Regions from separate parts of the Mus musculus genome. Here all the other regions are linked to region 1. A link is a loop called in an ENCODE intact Hi-C map of the cell type or tissue named here. Cell type or tissue: left cerebral cortex. All regions are shown on one strand.

The links. A loop is a pair of places that touch in the nucleus more often than their neighbours do. Peaks named below come from ENCODE experiments on the same cell type or tissue, not always from the same donor. Only the 100,000 strongest peaks of a DNase experiment are listed, where the experiment ranks them.
Region 2: it touches region 1 in a loop (6-fold over the local background); 6 of 42 quality-filtered maps call a loop at or near these places.
Region 3: a loop joins it to region 1, with 2.7 times the contacts of the local background. A loop is called at or near these places in 4 of 42 quality-filtered maps.

Annotation. Positions count from the first base shown.
Region 1 is chr15:77,979,345-77,987,344 of GRCm38, reverse strand. No RefSeq gene overlaps it. Among named protein-coding and RNA genes, the nearest start is that of Eif3d, 13 kb to the right of the region's middle. In left cerebral cortex, a CTCF peak has its summit at 4,984 (motif pointing left); DNase peaks (open chromatin) are centred at 6,296, 6,365, 7,611, 7,781 and 3 more places; H3K27ac peaks cover 2,062 bases.
Region 2 is chr15:78,116,713-78,124,712 of GRCm38, reverse strand. It overlaps Cacng2 (calcium channel, voltage-dependent, gamma subunit 2), which reads left to right and starts at 5,433. Exons shown (of 4, transcript NM_007583.2): 1 at 5,433-6,032. The coding sequence starts at 5,822. A730060N03Rik (a long non-coding RNA gene) reads right to left here and starts at 5,918. Exons shown (of 2, transcript XR_875456.2): 1 at 4,293-5,918. In left cerebral cortex, a CTCF peak has its summit at 7,109; DNase peaks (open chromatin) are centred at 6,710, 6,997, 7,101, 7,526 and 5 more places; H3K4me3 peaks cover 5,468 bases; H3K27ac peaks cover 5,515 bases.
Region 3 is chr15:78,336,818-78,344,817 of GRCm38, reverse strand. Csf2rb (colony stimulating factor 2 receptor, beta, low-affinity (granulocyte-macrophage)) reads right to left here. Exons shown (of 14, transcript NM_007780.4): 4 at 5,829-6,016; 5 at 4,217-4,374; 6 at 3,970-4,138; 7 at 3,345-3,480; 8 at 3,064-3,224; 9 at 194-333. Among named protein-coding and RNA genes, the nearest start is that of Mir7676-2, 7.8 kb to the left of the region's middle. In left cerebral cortex, a CTCF peak has its summit at 4,566 (motif pointing right); DNase peaks (open chromatin) are centred at 4,578 and 6,651.

The DNA of each region.
Region 1 (8,000 bases):
CACCTATAAACCCGATCACTGGGAGGAGTGTTGAGGCAAGAGGCATGCTGGCTGTCAGTCTAGCTCCAGGCTTGGTGAGAGGCCCTGTCTCAGGGGATAAGGCAGAGAGCAATAGAACAGGACAAGCACAGTCCTCCTCTAGCTTTCATGTATGCATGTGATCATGCACACACCCCCATCTACACACACTCACATACATACACCATATGCATATACCACACACACACATTCATGCCCAGTAAGTAAATAATATAATTACATGGAAAAGAGTCACTGTCTACAAGACACTTCCACGAAATCTCACCAAGCCAGAGGCAGAACAAGGGGCAAACATGCCCACACCCTGTCCCTGCAGCCTGCAGTTTCATTTAAAGTAGTTTACCGTGGCTTGTAATATTACGTCTTCGATTCCACTTGAGCTTATGTCACTCCTCTGTGGGAAGAGCAGCTTCACAGCGGAAGACACCTAAATCATAAGGCAGACGGCACGAGCCGTACAGAAGGAGAAAAGACGCAGCGGGACAAAGGGCACGAGCTTCCCGACAAGCAAGGCAAGGCGGGAAGCATCATGACTTCTGTGGTGCTCGCTGTCAGTGTCACATTACAGACGTTTGGTTGAGCTTTCTCGGAAAAAGAGAAACACAGAAAAAAATCACCATCTTTTTTTTTACATCGAACCATTATTTTAAAAGTTTTAACTCAGCCGGGCGTGGTGGTACACGCCTTTAATCCCAGCACTTGGGAGGCAGAGGCAGGCGGATTTCTGAGTTCGAGGCCAGCCTGGTCTACAGAGTGAGTTCCAGGATAGCCAGGGCTACACAGAGAAACCCTGTCTTGAAAAACCAAAAAAAAAAAAAAAAAAAAAAAAGTTTTAACTCATCATCAGGAAACTATTTGCAATAACAAAAAAACAAAATAAAGGAAGCCCAAATTGGAGGCCAGATAGCCAGAGGGTGGACACCTCAGAGACTTTGCTGTGTGATATCAGCATAGCAGGACCTCTCTGAGCCCACTTTTCCCATGGTTCAATAGCCCTCATACAGCATTGGAAGTCGGAATTCTCAGAGGGATGGAGAAAGTGAAAGTTCCCTATCAGGCACTGGGCACTGGGAGCATGGCTCAATGCATAGAACCCTTGTCCAGCATGCATAAGGCCCTGGACTTGCTCTCCAGAACCACATGAACTGGGCATGGTGACCCATGTCTGTGATACCAATACCCAGAAGTTCAAATTTATCTTCAGATACGTAGAGGGGAGTCGGGAAGAGGACAGGAGAAAGGAGGGAAGGAGAGAGGGAGGGAGGGATGGACAGACGCTATAGCACAAAACAGCTGCACTGTCCCCTGTGCCAGGCCCAGATTTAAGCACTTTGAGTGTTTGCCCTAATAACAGTGTTCCACGGTAACTCTTAATATCGCCCCATTCTTAAAAGTTGGGTTCAGAGAAGCTAGGCTGTATGTTTAGGTCACAAACAAGAAAATGGTGACTCTGTAGTAATAAGCCAGGCAGGCCACCACCTCTGGAGCTTAATCTTTACAGGACAACAGCCTTCACAGGCCACAGGAGACCACCCTTCTCCAGCAGTGGTCTCCTCGCCTATTTGCTGGCCTTCCTCTCTCAAGTCACGCCCACACATCTCTGCTTGACCTCAGCTTACATCCCTTGCCTGCCTGGGACCCACATATTGTCCTACAGGCTGGCCTCTCTCCCACCTCAGCCAATTCCTGTGGCCGGCACTCTTTCACAGGCCAGCCCTTTAAATCCAATGGCTTCCGCTAATGAGTTAGTAGAGGCGACAGTCAGAGATGGCTGTGAAGGATGGTGAGGTCCCTGCCCACTGGCCCCTGCTCAGCACATGGCAAAGCCACGAATCTTAAGAATTCAAGACAAGCAAAATGAATTAGTTGAACTATACTGTGTTGAGTCTAATGAAACAATGCTGAATTGCAGGATGGATGGATAGATGGATAGATAGATAGATAGATAGATAGATAGATAGATAGATAGATAGATGAGTTGATGGATAGATAGGTGGATGGATGGATGGATGGATGGATGGATGGATGGATGGATGGATGGATAGGAAGATGGATGGATGGATGGATGGATGGATGGATGGATGGATGGATGGATGGATAGGAAGATGGATGGACGGATGGATGGATGGATAGGAAGATGGATGGATAGGTGACTTGATAGATAAGTGAGTTGATAGGTGGATGGGTGGGTGGATAGATAGGTGGGAGGATGGATAGATGGATGGATAGAGAAAACAAGGTGGACTGTGAGAGCAACAGATGGATACACAGATGTCTGGAAACAGATTTGGTGGCCACACTTGGTATGGAATTTGGTGACTGCAGGTACAGAGGCAAGACTGACTGGGGCATTTGGGAACCAGGGCTCATGGCTGGGAGAAGCAGGATCAGGTACTCAAGTTCCCGCTGGAGAAAGGTGGCAGAGGGCTTCCAAGTTGTGTGTGCAGTGGGAAGCTGAGAGAGGAGAGGAGTTAACAGCGGGATGTCTCCCCAGCCAGCTGTGCCCAGGGAGACACTGACAGATGACAGCGTGCCTTCGCCCTAATAGCACTGCGGCGTCCTCCTCCCGCTGCTCCAGTCAGCTCCAACCCCAGTGGATCAATACCAAGAGCCAGCGGATGCAGAAGGGAAGGACCTGGGGGATGAGCTTGTTGCCTGGAAATGGTGTTCCTTTGGACCAGAGCTGCTGTGCCATTTGCCTTGTGGTGCCATCATGGGTCCCAGCAAGGACCTCCTCTCCAAAAGTTTGCTGGATGAAGGAGCTGAGCTCCCGGACAGTGCAAAGACCCAGGCTGTCTCTACAGCATCTCAGTCCTAGGAGAAACTCGCATTGCACACACCCCCACACACCAGCAGTCAGAGCTGCTGGATTAAGTCACCATTTGGACTTAATTCCATGTCTTTTGTTTGTCCTTGGGCTTCTGTTTCCCAATCTCTTCACCTTCCCCTATTCCTAACCACACAATAACCGGGGCCTCACGTCTCTGTGATGATGCAGATAAGGGAACCCTCAGCCTCTGCGCTGCTATAATCCCCACGGACATCCCTTAAGGGGGGTCTCTGCGCCCCTCTTCTCATGGATGAGGAGCTAGGGCTCAGTGAGGTGGAATAATATGCTCAGCCTCACCCAGTGTCAGAGATGGCCTGAACTAGTGAGGGGACTGCAGGAGTATGCCATCACCCTCAGCTTGACCTGCTGTGGGGATGGCTTTTTGTGCATTAGGCCAGTACTCTACCCGCTGGGCTACAGCCCCAGGCCTCCTATGTCATCTTCTCAGCCTCAGATCTTTCCAGAAAGGATTCAACAGGTTACACCTCTAAGGGAAGCAAAGGAACTGGCACAAGGCCACTAGAGCATGGGGACTGCGTAGGTCAGGGTTCTTTCTCTGCAGCTGGCATCCTCCTCCTCCTCCTCCTCCTCCTCCTCCTCCTCCTCCTCCTCCTCCTCTGTCAGCAGATGGGTCTCCAAGCTAAAACACTCATGGATAAAAACCTGAGACTTACTGAAAACCAGACATCTATCTATCCATCATCTACCTATCTACCTATAAATTCATCTATCTATTATCTATCTAATCTCTATTCATCTATCTATCTATCTATCTATCTATCTATCTATCTATCTATCTATCTATCTATCTATTTCTCCTTTTCTCCTTCCTAACTCCACCAGAGCAAACTTTCAGAACTTTGGACAGCTTCCACCATCCAAGCCTCAGCTAGCCAATCTGCAAAGGGGAGGTGCGATCAGTACTGGCTTTCTGGCCCTCGGATGTCTGGTGGTCACACTTTGACTGCTCTTCCCTGGGCACATGCTTTCCCCTCTGCTGCCCCTAAGTACCTTTTTTTAACCTAGTGTCTTGTGAACTCGCCTAGCCCTTCCTCATGCAGCTTCCTCCTGCTCAAGGCACTTAGAGTAGCTTTTGAGCCGGGCAGTGGTGATGCATGTCTTTAATCCCAGCACTTGGAAGGCAGAGGCAGGCAGATTTCTGAGTTCAAGGCCAGCCTGGTCTACTGAGTGAGTTCCAGTTCTACACAGAGAAACCCTGTCTCAAAAAAAAAAAAAAAAAAAAAAAAAAAAGGAACAGCTTTTGAGCAGTTTGTCACCAAGCTGTACTCAGCTAACTTGCCCTTTATCCAGGAAGCTACAGGGCACTGGGCTGTGTTTATACCATTATATTCCTACTGTTTACCATGGAGCAGGCCCCTAAAGAATGCTAATTGCATGAATGAATGAATCATTCATTCATTAATTCCTGGTCACTCTACCACTAGCAGCCTTGGGGACCAGATTCTGGTGAGTCACCAATGCCCTATAAATGCCACGTGGAGAAGAGAATGACCCCCTCTTTGCAGTCAATTCCACCAGCTGTATCCCAGAGTCTGCTTCTCCCGGCCAGCACACCCAAAGAGCCTTCCAGGCCAGCCAAGGCAGCACTCACACGCTACACTGAAGCTCAGGAAGGCTGAGCACCTATCAGGGAGCCCGTATCTGCCCACCCCTACCACAAAGGTCCTCCAAAGCCTTTGACCATGAACTGGCCTAGGAGTGGGGCCAGACCTTGTCCTGTGTCCTGAGACATACATAGGAGAAGTGGAGAAGCAGTCTGCCAGGCGGATTCATTGGCTGAGCACCGTGTGCCCTCCACTCTGAGCTACCCTGTCTCCTCTGTGCCTCACTTTCCCCGTCAAAGAGCAATCACTGAAAAGAGCCTCATCTAACAGGCTTGGACTGCGTGGCAGATGGAACCAGCTAAGCAGGCGAGCTGACAACGCAGGAAGCCCTGTACCAATGCTAATGCTGTTGCTCATATTAAGATTATTTATATGTGTTAACACAGCAGTCATAAACGCCAGTGACTCACTTTTAAAGGGTATCCGATGCTCTGAATTACAGCCCTGGAGCTGGCTGTTTTCCTGAATTGAGCAGCAGCGCCATCCTGTGGCCACATTGTAGAATGCATGACCTTCTGATGGGCAGTCCTGAGGTACCCCGTGGAGGGGAAGCCAGTGACCCTGCAGAAAGCGCTGTTCATTCTCCATCTAAGACTTGAACGTGCCTTGTTGCTAGCACACGGTGTGACCTTGAGTGCCGTGACATTTAAATCTCGGGTTTTGTTGTTTTGGTTTTTTTTTTCTTTTTGAGACAGAGTCTATTGTAGCCCAAGTTGGACTACAGCTCATTTACATAATTATCATGAGCTTCTGATCGTCCTGCCTCCACTCCCACCACCCCCAAGTGCTGGAATTACAAATGGGCATCACTGCGCCTAGCCTCCCACTCTTACATCAAGCTCTACTGAAGGGGGACTTGATGGGAGTCTGACACACAGAAATGGATCACGCCTGTAGTCCTGACACCCAGGAGCCTGAGGCAGGAGGATGGATTCAAGTTCAAAGCTAGTGAGGGCTACGTGGTGAGATCCTATCTAGATACACAGACTGGAGAGTGGAGCATGGCTTCACTCCTCTTGTGCACAGCGTCTTGCTTCCCTCACATCCCCCAGTCCGGCCTTTGACCTTGACACCTTCTAAAAGAAGGGGGCCCTTGGTCTCTGCACCTACAGCTCTCCTCTCCTCACAGCCAAGCTCAGAGGATCAAACACACTTTCCAAGGTCCAAGCCTTAAAAAAAAAAAAAAAAAAAAAAAAAAAAAGGCCCTGTGTGCCCTAAGAGGGACCAGTCGGGCAAGTGTGGGGATGGGCCCTTTCAAGGCCTCTGTTAAACAGATGGCACCAAGTCTGCTGGAGAAGGTGGCTCTTTTCCAACTGTCATAGTGACCCTCAAATGTCTGTAGTGTCCACAGGCCACTTTGTCAGTGTTTGGCCCTTGTCCTGTCAAGCCATCAGACTCCCAAGTCCTGTTGGCACAGGAAGACACAGGTTCAAGGAGAGGAAATGGCTAATCAGAGGTCACACTGCCAGTGAGTAACGGGCACAAGCCTCGTGTCCAGGCCCCAGACCTTCCAACCTCTAAGAAACCCGGAGCCAGGGAGGCAGGGCCCTAGCTGCTCCAGTTCCAGCCTGCAGAAGGCTGGACAGCCACAAGCAAGCCATTGGCCTCAGCTCTCCGCACAGATGTCCCTGCCATCTCTGACTTTGTGTCCTTGGTCCCTCTCCTTGAGCCATAAAGAGGAGGGCATTGAGCCGTAGCTGCAGGTTTTGCAGAGCAGCAGCTGTGGCTCTTCTCCCTGGAGGAGCTTTTTCTGACCGCCCTGGCTGACTTACTGTCCCTCTCGTAGCACCCACGGCACAGCACTGCAATTTATCTGCCAATCCCCAGAGGACCTCGGGGAGAGCATACAGGAATATGAGAAAGTCAGGGACTGGAGTGATAGGGGGTGGTAGGGACTGCAGCACATTTGTAAGCCCCAGGCCAAGGGACAAGTCCTCTTCAGATATCAGGAATGACTGAGTAGTCTGGCCAGATTTTAAGGGAATCCCTACCAGGAGGTGGTGGTGCACACCTTTAATCCCAGATCTCAGAAAGCAGAGGAAGATGGATCTCTCAGAGACCAGGCCAACCTGGTCTCTGAGAATCTCTGGTCATAGTGAATTCTGGGACAGCCAGGGCTATCTCCAAAAACAAAGAGACAGAGAGACAGAGAGAGAATATACCAAAACCTGATTTATGTGTGAAATACAGAATTTAGATGTAAACTCAAAGTATACTTCATAGCTAGGAACATGGCTTAGCAGTAGAGCATTCGTCTGTCATGCACAAGATCCTGGGTTCAATCCCCGGTACCACAAGATAAACAAGTTTGTAAGATATAAAATGCATTTCACGAAGCACCTCTCAAGTCTCATATCCCTAGCATGAGCTACATCTCAGGGGCTTGAACTAAGTTGTTAGCTGTGGATGACCAGTGATTGCTTTTAGAATCTCTTTTCAAGATTGCGCCCTGGGCAAAGTTCTACCCAGGCTCCAGTCAACCCACTGACCTGGACTCGCTGTCTGAAGAAAAGTCACCATCCTCTGACAAGATGCTCACCCTCTCCCTGAGAGAGGAGCATTCCAATTTCTTGCGTTCTACAGACAAGGTTCTGAGGACCTTATAGTTTGCCCAAGGTCACGTGGTTACTGAAACCTGGGTCCAAACTCAGTCTGAGCCCCTCACACGTGTAAGAAGAAGATCCTCAAGTAAGGTCTTGCAGTCACTTGGCCTTCATGATTAGGCTCTGCACAAATCTGTCAGGAGAGTCGGAACCAGGTTACACACCACAGCAGAGATGAGTCTAGGCTTGTGCTGCTCAAAGCAGGACTAATGCCCAGCGAGGGGGCCTTCTTAACCCGACCCAACACAGCCAGATAAAGCCGACAATGGCTTGCCTTTGGCCTCAGGACCCCGAACCCTGCTTCCAACAGAGAAAAATGTGGGAGGCCTGGTTGTTGCTCATCCCACTGAGACAGTCCAGCTCTGTAAATGAGCTAGATGGTTCTGAAGGAAGTAGGGTTCTATTTTGTCCCCTGTCGTCAGGGCTGAGCATCCTGATATATCTTGGGCATAACAGAGAAGTGGATGGCTCAGCAGTTGGAGAGATGCCCAAAAGGCAGGAAGTGGGGAGGATGGCCCAACAGGTGCCTCTCTATTCTGAGCACGGTCCTGTGATGGGTGAGTGTACATCCAGCTGAAATAAAAAATAACTTTCAATACCCGTCACCGGCGTGGATGGCCAACAGCGTCCCTTTCTCCTGAGGACAAGGACTGCGCTCCAAGGCTTTGCACCCTTTTGCATTGGCAACTTTGACTGCTTTGCTGGGGCAATCCACCCACCCTGAGGCTGAGGCGGGCTGGTGAGCTGAAAGCTTCTCGCAGCCTCCCACGAAAAGAGTAAATGCTGCATGTTTCTGGGCTGTCTGCCTGGGCACTGTGTCCTCAGCCCTGAGTCTTCTGTAAGGACAGAGTAGGGACAGAGTTCTGAACTCAGAAGAGGGACAGGAAAAGTATCCTGAGGGAG
Region 2 (8,000 bases), 140 kb before region 1:
CCTGTAGCCAAGAGCCTCTCACTCACCTATTGGTTTGTCTTCTGCTGTGGTTGGCCATGTTGCCTTGCTTGGAATTCTCTCCCTCTCTTGATTACTTGTGACCTTTCCTTCTGGCCTTTGGGGGGTCTTCTGAGCCCCTCTAGGATGGGTCTATATGCTGACTACCCTGAGCATGCGTGTCTTTTCCTTTTTCTTTTTCCACTCAGCAAACCCATATTGCAGACCTAGTATGTGCCAGGCAACCTGGATATCAGGCTGAAATACCAAATACAAAATGGAGTGTCACGTGAGTCTGTGCTGACTCTGCCACTTGTCAAGCTTTGAGTATTTAATCTCATCAGTGTCTCTATCCCCTCAGCATATTGTCTGAGCCAATTGGCAAAGGAATTCCTTTTCATTGTGTACCTACTATGTGCTAGGCTGTGCGCCGTAGGTTGGAAATACAGCGTGAACATGGTGGATAAAATCGCTGCCTTCCTGAGATTTGCATTCTGCTGGGAATAGAATGGAATCAAATGAATGATTTGCATCCCTAATTAATTAATTAACATGCAGAGAAGAGAGAGAAAGAGGGTGTGGAGCAGAGAGGTCTCAGAACATGGCAACCAGCACCGTGACAGAGCCAGAGGCCTCAGCTTGCCACTCCTCACACCGGCATGCATACCTACTCCTTCCTCACACACAGCCACCTCAGCATGGGTAACTGTGCTTACCCAGCTCTCCCCACATCCTCCTGACCCCCACTTCCCATCCTGACTTCCCCTGTGCTGCCCCAAGTGACTCCATCACTGGCTTGGGAACCAGCCACATCACCCTGGCTGTCGCCTGCCCCAGAATTGGTTGACTCTTTCCCTTCAGGGTGTTTCTTCTGCCCCAGCATCTTCTCCAAGGCTGCTGGACACTTCCCACCATTGTGTTAGCTTCCGCCATACTGTGTTGTTCTGCTTCCTGCTAACCCAGGAAGCAGGGTTTGTCATCTCGTCTCACACATCTCAACCTTTCACAGACCATTTTCCCAGCTTGGAATATTCTCTCTATTCTCAGATTTCCCCCACCCCTCTCTTGGCCTAGCTACTTCTGCTCCCACAGAAAATATGCCCCCTTCTCTCTCTCTCTCTCTGTCTCTGTCTCTCTCTTTCTCTTTCCCTTTCTCTCTCTTGTGTGTGTGTGTGTGTGTGTGTGTGTGTGTGTGTGTGTGTGTGTGTGTTCACTAACTCTAGCTGGAATCTAAATTCACAGTGATCCTCCTGCCTCTGCCTCCCAAGTGCTGGAATCACAGGCTTTTGCTGAGACTGTCCCTCTCATCAGGAGTTAGCCCTGTACCCAACATGCAATAGATGCTTGAGTTTGGATTTAAAAAGAACTGAATGAATCTTTGTACTTATGAGTGACAGCAGTGTTTTCAAATCTCTGCTGACCCACTAACTTGGCCTGTGACCTTGGGATGTGACCTCTCTGGGCTCTCGCCCACCTAAAGGAAAAGTTCTTAGCACATTACTGAGGATTCCTTGACCTAAGTGTGGTGTCAGTATGCCCACACCCTCACCCAGGAGCTTCTCTGTAAACCAGCTGAGGAGCTGATAGTCTCAAGGCAAGGCCCTTCCTCAGAACGCTCGGAGGTTGGGTTCAGCTCAGGTGATGGATTAGACTCCAGGGTCTGTCACTCCCTAAGTGTGAAAAATGATGCCAGATACTTGCGTCTCATAGGTAGCTCTGTTTCTTCACCTGTAAATGGGAGTAAAATGAGACCCCTTTAGAGGAGGGTTGTGGGATTCAGCACGGGTCAGCATCCAATAAATGTCAACTGGTACCATAGCTATTAACGCACAACATGGGTGACCACAGCCTGGGCTTGAGCCCCTGGTTCTTGACAAATGAAAGGACAAGTTTCCACAGGGGTTAAGTAACTGTCCAAGGTCAAACGGCGAGGAAATGGCAGCCCTGTGCTTCAAGGCCAGGTCTGCTGTGCCCAAATCCCATGTTATTTCCACTCCATCAAAGAGGCGGCTCAAAATAGGCCTGTGGCATTTCAGCTAATTTCCTCTAAGCCCTTCCCAAGTAACAAACTGTAGTCACACAAAGCCGCTCCCTAGACATCTATTCAGCAGCCACTAAGCACAGGTGCCTGCAAATAGACCCTGTGCAGGGCCAGCTCTCCCGCGTGGCCTTTTTGCCTACAGAAGGACCCTGTGACATATAAGTCACTTGGAAAGAGTGAGGACTGTGAGACAGGAAGTGTCCCAAAGATGAAGCCAGAGAGCATTCCGGGTGTTAAATGGGATAAAGAATGGGAGTCAACCATCTTGCTGCATGCCAGGCTCCTTGCCCTTCTTCTGCCACAGGAAGCCCACAAAGTGCTCAGGCATTATTCACCAAGAGTCTGCTACAATCTAGAACGTCCTTGGGTCCTAACATCATAACATTGAGCGTGGCTCAGATCTTGCTATCAAGGGGTTATGAGGCAATGAGGGGGCTATAGCACAATTAAGTGTGATCAATGCGGTGAATTCATAGCAATATGGCAAACAGTGAAGATCAGGGGTAGCTGGGAAGCTCTACAAGGAGTGGACAAGTGCTCAGGGACCCATTTTTCAGACACTGAAACTGAGTCTTCAGGAAGCCAACTTGGATAGAGTATGGCAATTGTCCAAGTACCAAGTGAAGCTGTGTCCCCGGGCTTATTCTCTCTGCAGTAGTCTCTGCTGTCTCTATGCTGGCTATAGAGACAGATTCCCCTCCCCACCCCCACCCCTGTTGTTTTCCCGGTGACGACGTGGCCAGAAGATGAATCAAAGTCTGTGAATGCTACAGCCGCTGTCAGCAGTTCCGAGGTTAGCAGAGTCTGAGGACAAACGGAGGCTTCTGAGGTTCTGGAATGGGTGGGTGCTTTCTGAGCAGAAGGCCCAGGGGTTGATGTGAAGAGGGAAGGGATGAGAAAAAGTGTTTTGCTCCACTATGCATGGGAAGGTCAAAAGCAGCCAAGGTGACAGGCATCACCTCTTAGACACATATGAGACACCCAAGTGTCTCTCCAACCTGCCCTGCTCAAAAGACCTGGGAAATCTCAGAAGCTTTGGTATCTGCCCCTCACATCTTCCTTTAAGGATAGCAGTCCAACAGAAACACCCACGGAAGCCACTACTAAAGTGCACCAGGGATGAGCAGACCATCCACCCCCACCCCTCTCCTCCCCTGCTGCTTTCCTCCCACGAAGGAATCCAAGGCCCAAGAACCTCTTCCATGCAAGCCAGCTCCAGCCTCCACTAAAATCCCTTAGCACAGACTGCAGACGTCTGGGTGCCCTTCTCTAGATGCTGGAACTAGAAAGACAGCTCTCAATCCTTAGGAGGGTCCTTCCAGTCTGAGGAGGGAGAGGAGATTGGGAGAAAAGGAAGTTTTATGCAGGGTAGAGAAACAGGTAGTTTCTACCTGTGACTGCGCAGATGAAAGGAAGAGGTTAGGCTCTGGAATTTACACCCAAGGAACTATTTCTACCTCAGCCATCTTCTGCGTGCACCCGTAATCTCTGGATCACTGAGAAACTATCATGCAGGTCATCTCAAGGCACAATGAGGGGTGGCATTACTAAATTATGAAATCAAATCCTCACTCTACACCCTTCAACTGACCCAATGGATTCACAGCTTTCTCTAGCCCCTCCCCCAAAGGAAAAAAATGTAACCTAGAGTCTCCTATGGTCTCCTTTTACTTAGTCACAAAACTGATCTGAGATAACATGGCATCCACAGCAGTGAGCATCATCTACGTGCTTCGATTTCCAGGGTCACATTAAGGGAAAGTTGCACACACAGTCTGGAGAGGTGACACAGGAAACAACCCAGGCTCGCCGTTCTGCTGAGCAAGAGAGGGCTCCTGCCTTTCCCTGCTCATAGTAGAGAGGTTTAAAAAAAAAATCAATCTCATTTATGAATGACAAGGGAAACTTGGAAAGATCCACAACTCACTTTTCCTGAAAACATTTTTACCTTTGAGATGAGTATCATGTCCCGAACCCCAGTTACCAGCCACCCTTTTCTCATCCTTTCACAAGAATCATCTTCCCAAAATGTCTACTTGTAGAAGCAAGATGTAGAATTTCACAGAAAAACTACAGAGAGTCACAGAGAAAGCTATACACAACCCCTGTTAGCCAGAAAGAAAGATCAAGAGGAAATAAGGCAGGAGATGCGTCTATCCAGACAGTAAAATAAAACAACCTCCCCTCCCCAGAAAGTGTGGAACCCATGAATAGGGGAGGAAGAACAACACATAGAAACTATGTTTGTAATTACCCATCCAGGATCTCTTCCAGGAGAAGCAGCTGATTGAAGTTTTGTGGGAATCTGACTGTGATGGGAGGACTGTATTTGAAGCTCTGGGCACGTAGAGATGGAATGAGAAGGAGGCTGAACTGGAAGAAACACCAAGGGGGGAGGGAAGAGGAGAGAGAGAGAGAGAGAGAGAGAGAGAGAGAGAGAGAGAGAGAGAGATCGCCAGCTACGCCTTCCTCCCAGCTCCAGGAGGCCCCGGCCAGCGCTCATTCCGGAACTGTGGAACAGGAGTCCGGGAGGCCAGGCAGCCCTGCGCTTGGCCCTGGCCTGGCCCGTCCGCGGACGACAGAGGCCCCGTGGCCAGGGCCCCACTCCTGGCCGGCTACAGAGCGCAGGGAGCGCACAGAGTGGGGGAGTTGTCCAGTTCAGCACCACGGCGACGCAGTAGGTGGGCGCTCCTGCTCCGAGAGCTGTCCAGTCCAGCACCGCGGCGATGCTGTAGGTGAGAGCGCCCGGTCGTGGGGAGCTGTCCACTTCAGCACTACGGCGATGCAGTAAGTGGACGAGCCCGGCCGGGGTGAGCTGTCCGTTTCAGCACCACGGCGATGCTGTAGCTGGGAGCGCCTGGCCCGGGGCTGCGCGGCCGTGAGCGGGGGAGGCGGGCGGGCCTGCCTGCTGCAAGACGCCGGCTAGCGCGCCCCATCGCTCGCTCGCTCGCTGGCTTCCGAGGAGCTTTGCGGATCGGGGGAGGGAACCCCGCCTCGATTCTCCGGGAGAAACCCCCTCCCTCCCCCACTTCGCCGACACTACCCCCGCCGCCAACAACAATAACCGCGGCTGCTCGTCCTGCCGCCACCGCGCCCGCCAACCCTGCTGCCGCTGCCGCTGCCGCCGCCGCCGCCGTTACCGCCGCCGGGGCACAACCATGGGAGGCGAGACCCCCTCACCGGTGCAGCTGAGCTCGAGGGCTTGCAGAAGACTGGGCAGTCTCCTCTGAAACGGAGGCGCCTCGAGGACCCCCTCCCTCCCCAAGGAAGAGAACTGGCGAAGCCACGGATTTTCATGGCGCAGGCCGCAGAGCCGCGAACGAAGACCGAAGGTTGCTTCCCAGCTCTTCCAGTCTCTAACTGTCTAGGTCCGGACCATGAGAGATGGTGTTGAGAATTCGGCTGTACCCTGGCGCGCTGTGGAAGCCATCTCCAAATTAGCGATCACATATGGAAACTGGAGACCAGAATTTTAGGAAAAGAGATTAAGGCATCTCACTTGGGGGGGTGGGGGGGTGTCTTTTTATTTATTTTCCCTTTTTTTAAAAAAATCGCTGCAACTGGAACAGTTTTTTGATCTCAAAAGGCAAGCCTCTCTTCCCGTGTGATCTTTATAATTTACACACTTTTCCGTGAGCTTTCTTATCTCCCTTTTTTTATATCTCTCCATATTCTCTATTCACACATATATCCATTATATTAGTAGTGGAATTACCAATCGCACCCTCACACACACGCTCCTGAGAACCAGAAGTCGGTTGGGTGTTTATATAATGAAGAATTATGGGGCTGTTTGATCGAGGTGTTCAAATGCTTTTAACCACCGTTGGTGCTTTCGCTGCCTTCAGCTTGATGACCATCGCTGTGGGAACCGACTATTGGCTGTACTCCAGAGGGGTTTGCAAGACCAAAAGTGTCAGTGAGAATGAAACCAGCAAGAAGAACGAGGAAGTTATGACCCATTCCGGATTATGGAGAACCTGCTGCCTCGAAGGTATTTGATTTCCAACCTCCTCCCCCTTCCCACGCCGCCCCTCCCCTCCACACCCCCCCCCCCGCCTCCAAATAAGTCCCCTCCACATTCCACCATTTTCCCACTTCACTCCCTCCGCCGCTGCCGCTGCAGATCAAGGTTGACTGGGTTAGTTTCAGAGGAAAGAAAATCAATAAGCAGAACCCACACTCTCTACTCTTTGGCTTCCACCCCGTCCTCCCAAACCTCCTCATTGGAATGATCTATGGTATGGTGAAAACAGGAAATTGTCTGTAGAGTTCAGATGTGCTCTGGATGCTTTGGAGTCCTTAGGGTTTGCCTTTGGGTCTGGCTTTGCCACCTATGAGGAGGGAAAAATAATTGCTTCCCTGTGTGCTGCTCAGCCTTTTGCAATGAAGGATTCAGAAAAAAATGCTCTTCCTCTTCTCTCGCTCCTCAAAAGTTACAGGCCCAGCACCATCTGCAAGTCTCCCTTTAAAAAAAGAAATCTGTTGTTTCTAAGAATCCTTATTTGGTAGATTCTAATTATTCTAGGAGCTCAAGCCGAGTTCAAGAGCATTTCGTAATGTCTACGAGCCCCGCGTACCATTCGAGGTGGCTGGCTGTGTGTATGTGTGTGTTTTTAACGTTTACGAAGTCTAAAATGCATGTGTCTCTCACAGGAAACAAGCCCAAGTTCTAATCAACAGCGGTCACTTGCGGGTTAGACCGAGCGCTGATTTGCTTCCACGCAGAGTGACATGTCTGTCACCCAGAAGCAAGTCGAGTCAGCACTGTGCAGGCAGGAGGCGAGGGCATGGAGAGGTTGAGGGGTGGAATGGGAAAAAATGGGGTGGGGGTGTCAGCTGTTGGTCTTGATCTTGCAGAGTCATTGGGGCATGTGCGCCGCATGTGCTGTGGGCTGAGGGGCTCCCACAATGTAAAGGCCAGGACACTAGGACATGAGGAAGGCATGTGCTTTTGGGATACATTAATAAACACAAGAGGGGGGAACTCTGCAGGTCATACAAGCTGCATTTAGCCACAGACTTTAATATGAAGGAGTGAATTTGCATAGCTATATCTGTCTGTGTGCAAAAGCCACCTATAGGAAGACAGACAGAGAGACACATATGCCCCTGTATGGAAAGAGGCTTGTATGTGTTCCACTGATGTGAACCAAGCCTGGAGGCCCTTTGAGGTGGCATCGGGAAGTGAGCACTGCAGAACTGTTTGTTAAGCTCAACATGGGATGGTGCTGCAGGGAGTTGGGGCCAGCAGATGGGGGAGAGGGCAAAACTGATGTGATCCTGGGGGGTTGGGGGGTGTCTAACCTATACTAAGCCAAACACTGGTCTGGGAAAAGAGCTCCCATCACATGCCCCCTCCCGGTGTTCTTGGTGCAAACGGTTGAGTGATGGCTGAACATGTTTTGAATAGCTAAGTGACTTCATTGAGCGATGGTCTGTTTGACGCATACTGCATTTGATACCCTTTCTCAGTCCAAGCGCTGCCTTTAACATTCTGCAGAGGTGCTCTCTGCTGAACACTCCGTGCTCCTCCTCAGCCAGAGAGTCAATATCAGGAAATTAATAGGGACCGTTTTACACACACGCATTCTGCCTCTCTTAAAAAATGAAAAGCCTTTCATAGCGCCAGTCATTTTCAGTGAAAAGGCAGCTTCCATGTAATTAAACATTTATGGCAAGCTTTGATGCCGAAAGAGAAAGAAAGCAAAGGGAATGAGGGTTGCTTTGGGGACATGATCCTGGCAGCTGTTTGCATTCCTTGGATTTTGGTTAGAGGGATAAAAGATCTGCAGCCAAGAAAAATTAGAGAAAAATCTGTGTTTTTATTTTAGGGCAAATGTAGTCAGATATCAGTGACTTGGTATAAATATGCTTTCTAAATCGGGGATTTTTTTGTGTGTGTGACGGATCCTTAGTGTTGTGATCTTCTAAACATCTTGTAATTCGCAGTAGACACGAC
Region 3 (8,000 bases), 360 kb before region 1:
GCAGCACTGGTCATGTGACCATGCCATGTCACCTCTCTGAGCCTGAATCGCTCATCAAGAAATTGGACTGTCTCCTGTTGACCATGTGGGTGCCAAGGTACAGGGGTCATCCCCTTTGCAAGTAGGGCTCCCTAGAATGTCCTTTCTTTCCTCTACTCCCTGTCTGTAACATCCCCTGGGTCCTGGAACTCACCTCCCAGCTGTCCGATTTCTTCTTGTACTGGACCTGGAATGTGTGCTCAATGAATGAGTAAGCCATCTTCTGAGTTTCCCAATGCAGGCTGTAGCTGTCTCTGTTCTTGGTCAGGTTGAGGGTTGGAGGCTCCATCTGGACTAGAGGGAGGATCATTTCAGGGAATGCCATCATGCCCTTCCCCCAGCAGGATGTTCCCCATTATCCAAGCTTGTCTAATGAATTCTCCAAGCTGGTCCAATATCCCTAACCCCAGCCATTCTGACTGTTTTGAACTCTGTGGTTGTTTGAATGAGAATGGTCCCATAGGCTTATGTGTTTGAGTCCTTGGTCTGGTCCCCAGTTGGGACTGTTTGGGAAGGTTGCGGAGGTGTGGTCTTATTGGAGGAAATGTGCCAGTGGGTCATGGGGCTGGGGCTTTTATTTGTACTTTGTTTTTGGGTTGTGGTTCAAGATGTGAGCATTATGGCTCATGACTTTAGTTCTAGCACTTAGGAGACAGTCAGGACTATGTACACGGGTGTCAGGTCAGCCTGGTCTGCTAGGTGAATTCCAGACCTACAGAGAGAAACTGTCTTGAAAAATCAACTAGCCAACCAACCAACCAACCAACCAATCAACAACCAAGCAATCAATCAAGCAAGCAAGTAACAAAAGACATGAACTCTCAGCCCTTTCTCCAGCTTCCTGCCCCTGTTCCCTGCTGTGACTGCTCTGCACCATGAACTCTCACCCACTGGAACCCTAATCCCAAAGTAAACACTCTTCTATGAGTTACCTCGGTAATGATGGTAAAAAAGTAACCAAGGCAAATGCCCATCATTACTGCATCACAGTGTTACCCCATGTTGGGCCATGAGGGAGGGGAGCACCTGAAGTAAGCCACAGTGGACCAAGCTTGTTGGTGATTCCCTGCTAGTGTTTAAATACAAAAATAAAAAATAAAAACAGAAAGAGCCCATGGCTTTCTACCCTGGTCCATTGACTATTCCAGCCCTGGGCAACACACTCAGTTTGTGGGAACTCCCGCACTCCATCCTCCCCTTCCCCCTGTGAGGTCCCTTCATTTCCATTTTACACAGGGAAAACTGAGTCTGGAGAAGATAAAACTGGGCAGTGGAGAGCCCTGTCTCTATTTTTCTGTGTTAGCTGCTCCCCTCTGCTGCTTCAGTGACTCTGGGAGTTGCCTGACATCAGCACGGGCTGGCAAGTCCTTGCTGTTCTAAAAGTGTCCCCTACATGGCTGTATAAACACACCCGAATCACCATCTCACCATCTCACTGTGGACAAACAGAAAGCTGGGATCTTTGGTGACAGCCCCGTCCACTGAAAGAGTAGACAACAAAATGAGACTTGGGCACAAATTCAGGCTTCCTCATGTCGCCTTATTGTGCCTTCTCAGAGAGGTGGGCACTTTAAAGTAAGGCACTCAATCACCTTCTATCTCTCCATCAAAACAAAAGAGTCAAATGAAATAAATATCTAATAAAAAAAAAACAAAATAAAAAAAACAAAACAAAACAAAAAACCCAAAAGAGTCATAGCTTGTGACATTAGAGGGCTTTCACAAAAATAATTCAGATGGCTCTAAAACATGGAGGAGTCCCTTGAATCAGAGGACCTCCTTTTCCTGGAGCAAGGCTCCCAGGAAGAAAATGCTGGATATGAATTCAGGTGACAAAAAGATTGGCTACCAAAGAGGACAAACATTACTGGTTGGCTGGAAAGTCTCCCTTGTGTCAGAGTCCTTGCCCTGTGACAGGAAGGTGGGACATAGGTCTGTAAGGACGACATCTGTGGGCATCTACTCCTTCCAGGCAGGAAAGTAAAACAGAGAGCCAAATGGGAGAAATGTGAACATTAGCTGGAGGAGGAGCCGGAAATCTCAGAGGCAAAAGACAGGTATAGAAGGACAGTGGTCCAGGGAAGGGGCAGGCATGAACCTGGGTGGAAGCAGAGGGGAAGGAGAGCAGGTCCCAGGTGAGACTCTTGAGGGCAGACAGTATAGTCTGCAGGAGGGCTTGCCTGTAGCTTCCCTGTCCTTGAAGACAGTAGAAACATATTAGAATAAACTTTCTTTCAATGTCTCTTTCCATCTCTCTGTCTCTATCTCTCACTCTGTTGCATATGCCTCCATGGGGGTATGGGAGACTGTGATGGTTTGTATATGCTTGCACTAGGGAGAAGCACTATTAGGTGTGGCCTTGCTGGGGTAGGTGTGTCACTCTAGGTGTGGGCTTTAAGAACCTCATCCTAGCCGCCTGGAACTCAGTGTTCTGCTAGCAGCCTTTAGATGAATCTGTGGAACTCTAGGTTTTGCCTGAACCATGCCAGCCTGGATGCTGCCATGCTCCCACCTTGATGATAATGGACTGAAGCTCTGAATCTATAAGCCATCCCCAATTAAATGTTGTTTTTATAAGATTTGCCTTGGTCATGATGTCTGTTCACAGCAGTAAAACCCTAAGACAGGGTCTAAACACAGGCATGCAGAAGCCAGAGAAGGATGGCTTTTGTCTTCTTTCTGTGTTCTTAAGACAGGATCTTGCACTGAACCCAGATCTGGTGAGTATCGAGAAAGCCCCAACTATCCCCCTGTCTCTTGACAGTTGGATATGATCACGCTCAATTTTTTTTTATGTGGGTGCTGGAATTTGAACTCACGTCCTCAAGCCAGTTCATCAATGGCTTTCACCCATTGGGACATACACCTAATCCAAAAATAGTTATTTTTATCACTTTGAGTGAAAAATCTGCAATTCTTTGAAAGTGGCAAAAGCAAAGATGCCTAAGAGGCTCTTGTATTTATTGGCATAACTCAATGGACCCCTATAGTACTGGGAACTCAGACAGAGGCAGGCACACTCACTGTGGTTATAGCTCATGATGAACTTCCCTTGTTCCAGGTGCTTAACAGAGACTGTGTACTGGCTGTGTGCACTGGGCTCAGGCACAGGTAGACTGCAATGGTAGCGGGTGTAGACACTGGCCCCCGGCGGCTCCTTCACCACCGGAGAGCATTTCTCCTCCCTAGGGAAATAAGTTGAGCTGAGAGCAGGGTTGGGGGAATGTCAGATCCATCTAAGACCTCAAAGAGGTATGGTCCTGGGGATAAGAAGAAACAAGGCAAGATGGACAGGGGACACTCACGGAGCTACAGGGCTGGGGCGATAGAAGAGCCCAAAGGAAACAGAGCCAGTCGTCTGGGTCCACACCTCCCAGGAGCAGTGGAGGGACTGGATCCCATCAAAGAAGCATTGAAGGTTCTGTGGCTGGGCCTTGTCCCCTGTGGCAACATACCCTCATTCAGTCAGTCCACCCTCCCTCAATGGTTGGGGCACGAGGTTAATCACACAGAGGAGATCCTTGAGGGCAGCAGACCTGGCTGTGACCATCAGCCCACTGTGCTCTGAGCCTGCCTGCTGTGTGTCCCCAGCTAGGGAAGAATCCAGTACGTCTGCGCCATCGTGAGGGAGGAGCCAGCTCTAAATATTGAGTGTTTGAATGAACTCAGGGACTCAGGTGACCCTACACACAGCCCAGCGCTTGTAAACACATGGGCCTCTGCTGCTGCTATTGAGGTCATTAACAGAACATGTTTGCTGCCAGAGAGCCAAGAGTGTGTGACACAGAGTGGCCCAGAGAGACTACGGGGGACACAGGGCTGGTGGGAGGCTCCAATGTCGAGGTAGGGCAGATCCTGGAGCCTTACTCGGACCTAGACTGTCCCCACTTCTAGTCTCCTAAAAGGGGCATGTCCTCCCAGCTCCATTACCTGGCTGGGAGTCCCAGTGAACCTCTGGGCTCCATCTGCTGGGTCTCCCAGACAAGCTTGAACCCGGGGACAGCCGAGTGCGCACACGGGCAGCATAGATGCTGTTGGGTAGGAATAGCTTTGGCTCGAAATTCACCTGAAATTTGCTAGTGTGGAGACTGTAGGCATCCTGTGGAGATATGGGAGCTGAAGGAGGAACCTGACATGCCATCACCCAAGGGTGGACACAGACGGCTCAGGGTCCTACCTCCCAGGAGTCCTGAAGCCGCTTATAAGCCACCTCAAACTCTATGTCCTTTGATGAAAGCCAGGAGACCTGGGCATCCCCAAGGGACACACTCCACTCCAGCAGGAAACGATCCTCAGAGGAGCTGATGCTGACGTTCTTGGGAAGTGGTGGCTGCACTATAGAGAGGGAAGCAGAGGGTTAATCGGGTTGCACACCGAGGGAGCTGCGGGTGGCCTGGTGATCTGGGTGCCACTTTGGCTCACACCATTCAGCTTCAGGCCTGAAACCTGCAAACTGCAGATTTGACAGTAATTCTGCCCTACATTCTCCTCAGTGGGGCCTCCTCCTGCCCTGCTGTGCACTGATGCTTTCTGACCAGCAGACGGTGCTGTGAGCCAGGGAGCCTCTTCTCCTGCCACACAGCCTCCTCACAGTTCAAGTGCCTATCACTGACTGTCCTTGCCCTGCATAAGTGTAGGACCGCCCTGATGACTTTCTTGGACTCCAGTTCCCAGACAGAAGCCTTTATCCTTCTTCTTGTCCCACTGCAGCTCATTGTAACCCCATGTCTGTCTTGTCACATCAGGCTAAGGGTTTCTTTTCCCTGTCCCCCCTTCCCTAGTTCAAGGCTAGAGATGCAGCTGTCTGTATCCCATGATTTCCCTGCCATTGTCTAGCCTTTGGAACTCGATGCTTCCTGGAACACAGTGCACATGCCTGGTGTACCCAGCATGCCCCACTCCCTCAGATCTCCCCCTGCAAGCCCCCTTTGCACACGTGGTTTCCTGGCTAAGAATTGCTTCTGGCTCTGTGATCCTCCCAGAGCAAGGACTTGGCTGCAGAGCTCCTTCCTTCCTTCTGGGAAGCCCTTCCTGATTGCCAGAGCCCTTTGCTTTCCATCCCTGGATGTGGCAGCTGATGCCTAACCCTTCAGTCTGCACCTCTGAGCCCCAGGGGCAGGGACTCTTTCAGACACCAGCAGCAATGATGTGATGAGAGCATTCAATCTAACATTGTTGGCGGGCAAAGAGGACTCACAGTGTTCCCCTGAGAGTCTGACATCTAAGCTGGGGCTTAGAAGAACAATACAAGCCATGGTTTTCCCATTATTCTGCAGTGTGGGTGACATGTCGGCTACAGTCCCCAAGAGAACCACACAGATGATTTTTGGCCCCACTTAAGGTCATGCTGTGACAATGGGCCTTGTGGGCCTGCTGCCTGCACACTCGGTGGTCCAGAGAGGGTGGCGCAGACCCTGGCTCTGGGTCAGAAGCATGGAAAGAGCCTGACAATGTGACCTATTGTGGTCATCTCTGCTCCACAAAAATCAGAGGACCTCTGCAATAGGGCAAGGTGTTGCAGCCATGGGCGAAAGCAAGAGAGAGCAGAGTTCTGTCACCTGGAAAGTCCTATAGGAGGCACAGGCACAGCTCTTCCTGTGGAGGAAGCTTTGTGGCTTGATAGGTGGCAGAAGCAGCTGGAACAGGATCATCCTTGGGCAGAGTCCCCACATCACATCTCTTCCAACCCCAAGACATGGTCCCTAATTCTGGGAGAACCTCACTCTAGCCCATCCCAGTATCCTGCCCACTCTTGCACCCACTGCCTAGGCAGGACCTCCGCTCCTCACCATTCTGGGCAAGTGGCACCATGAGCTGGATGCCCAGATCACTATCTGGCCGGAAGGAGTAGTAGTCTTCGTTTGTGATGGAAAATCGTGTATAGGGGATGACACATCTTCTGGGCACACAGCGGTGGGATGACGGGCACTCTGACCACATGAGTTCCTCACTGAGCTCACAGGACACTGGCTGTTTTCTGTTAGGGAGCATTCATTAGTTTCTACTATGTCCCTGCTTTTATCCAAGGGCAGTGTCTGGCAATGAGCAACACACACACACACACAAACACTCATGCATATACATACAAAGAAACATGCAGAAATACAGAGACTGAGACTCACATGAGCACAGAGACACACACAGCATATATACAAGCACACAGAGAGTCACAGAAACAGACACACACACATGCACACAGACATACACACACACATATATAAAGAGATATACACATGTATAGACAGAGACACTCACCTATACACACATATACAAACACATATACATATAAAAAAGATATACACTTATACACACAACACAGACACACACACACACACACACACACACACACACACACACATGCAGTGAGCATCCTGATGGAAGGAACAGGCACACACTGGATCACAAAGTAGTATGTTGTCATTGGAAATTGTTGAATACAACAGACAAGGCTGAGGAATCTGGAAGGGTCTGTGGGGAGTACGGATAGACTCACTGCATGCACAGTTTGACCAGAATCTCCGAGGACTTGCAGGGAAAGCAGGCAATTTCTGCAGCAGGCTGACTGCAGCAAGTACAAAGTCCCTGAAGCTGCCACCAGGCCTGTAACTGGAAGCATAGACTGGCGCATGTACAGTCTAGCACCTATCTAGTTAAAGAGCTTGCTTACAGCACATCACAAGAAATCTGACTGCATCCAGGTGGAGCCTAAGACGTCCTTAGCTTCAGAGACTTCTAGTTGACTTTAAACATCACTAATTTTGGCAGCCATGCTGTTGAGCAGTGTGTTATTCTTGGTCTTCTGGGTGAGCTTTCATGTGCACACCACCTCTGATCAAGGTCAGATAACCAGGTCAAGGTCATTCTCTAGGGGAAGTTTGTCTGCTCTCCTCCCCTCTTCTGTATCTTCGCCTGTATCAAGGTTACTATTCCTTAGAAAAGAAACTGAAGAGACAAGCTCACAAAGCTTGCAGACTAGTAATTTCTCTGTAGATGTCCAGCACCTAGGACAGCCAGTGACCTTCATATAACCGTAGCACTGTGTCCCAGATCACTCTGAACCTTAGGATCACTTGGTAACTGCCTCAAAGCCCTGAGACCAAAAGGACCCTCTCTCCAAGTCCCCACTGAATTCCTACACTTGTGACGTCAGTGCAGGGTGCTCTTGGGCAACTCCCTCGCTGGCATCTTCTTTAGTTTGTATGCTTGTCAGTCTGTCCTATCCGTGGCCCTAATGACTTGTCCCTCAGTACTGGCTTTCCTGCTGTAAGCAAAACAGTCATGGGTCTGCTGGCAAGGAAAGTAGGTTTCATGTGTTTGTTAGTAGCAAGCAGGCAGGGATTGAGGGTAATAAAGTGAGGGGCGTGTTTTGGTGCAGGGATTGATTGGTTAGGATGATGAACTAGCAAGATAGTTCCATCCTGGTCATACTAAGTAGATTGGATGCTGGTGGTGGTTTCCAAGTTGGTCAGACGTGTATTTCATTGGGGGATAAACTTAGTAGTGTTAAATAAGGAGAAGAAAAGGAGGTAGGAGACTTTTAAAACCAGCCTCCACAGTCATTTAGTCAAGCTGTCATCTCTTCCCAGCTAATAAAGTGAGATGTGGAGACAGCAGAAGCAGGACAATCCCTGGAGCAAGAGTGGAAACCAGTTTGTGGCATTTGGAGTCAGAGAAATGGATTACTCAAATAAAAGCATAGAGAGATGCTTGTGTGCTAGGCAGGGATGTCTGTGCTAAAGTTGGCCATTCTCCCCAGAGAGTCTCTGCCCATGAGCCCCCCCCCCCAAATGACTGCATGTAGATAGGAAGCCAGGGCTTCATTTACAGATCTCACACTCTACAGTAGACAGGAGAGAAAAGGGAAGCAAATAGAGCAGAAAGAGGTGTCAGAGACATCAGGGGACCATGACAGTAGTAAAGGTAAGCTACAGGAGGTCATCTTGGGTGGGTTGGGAGAACAT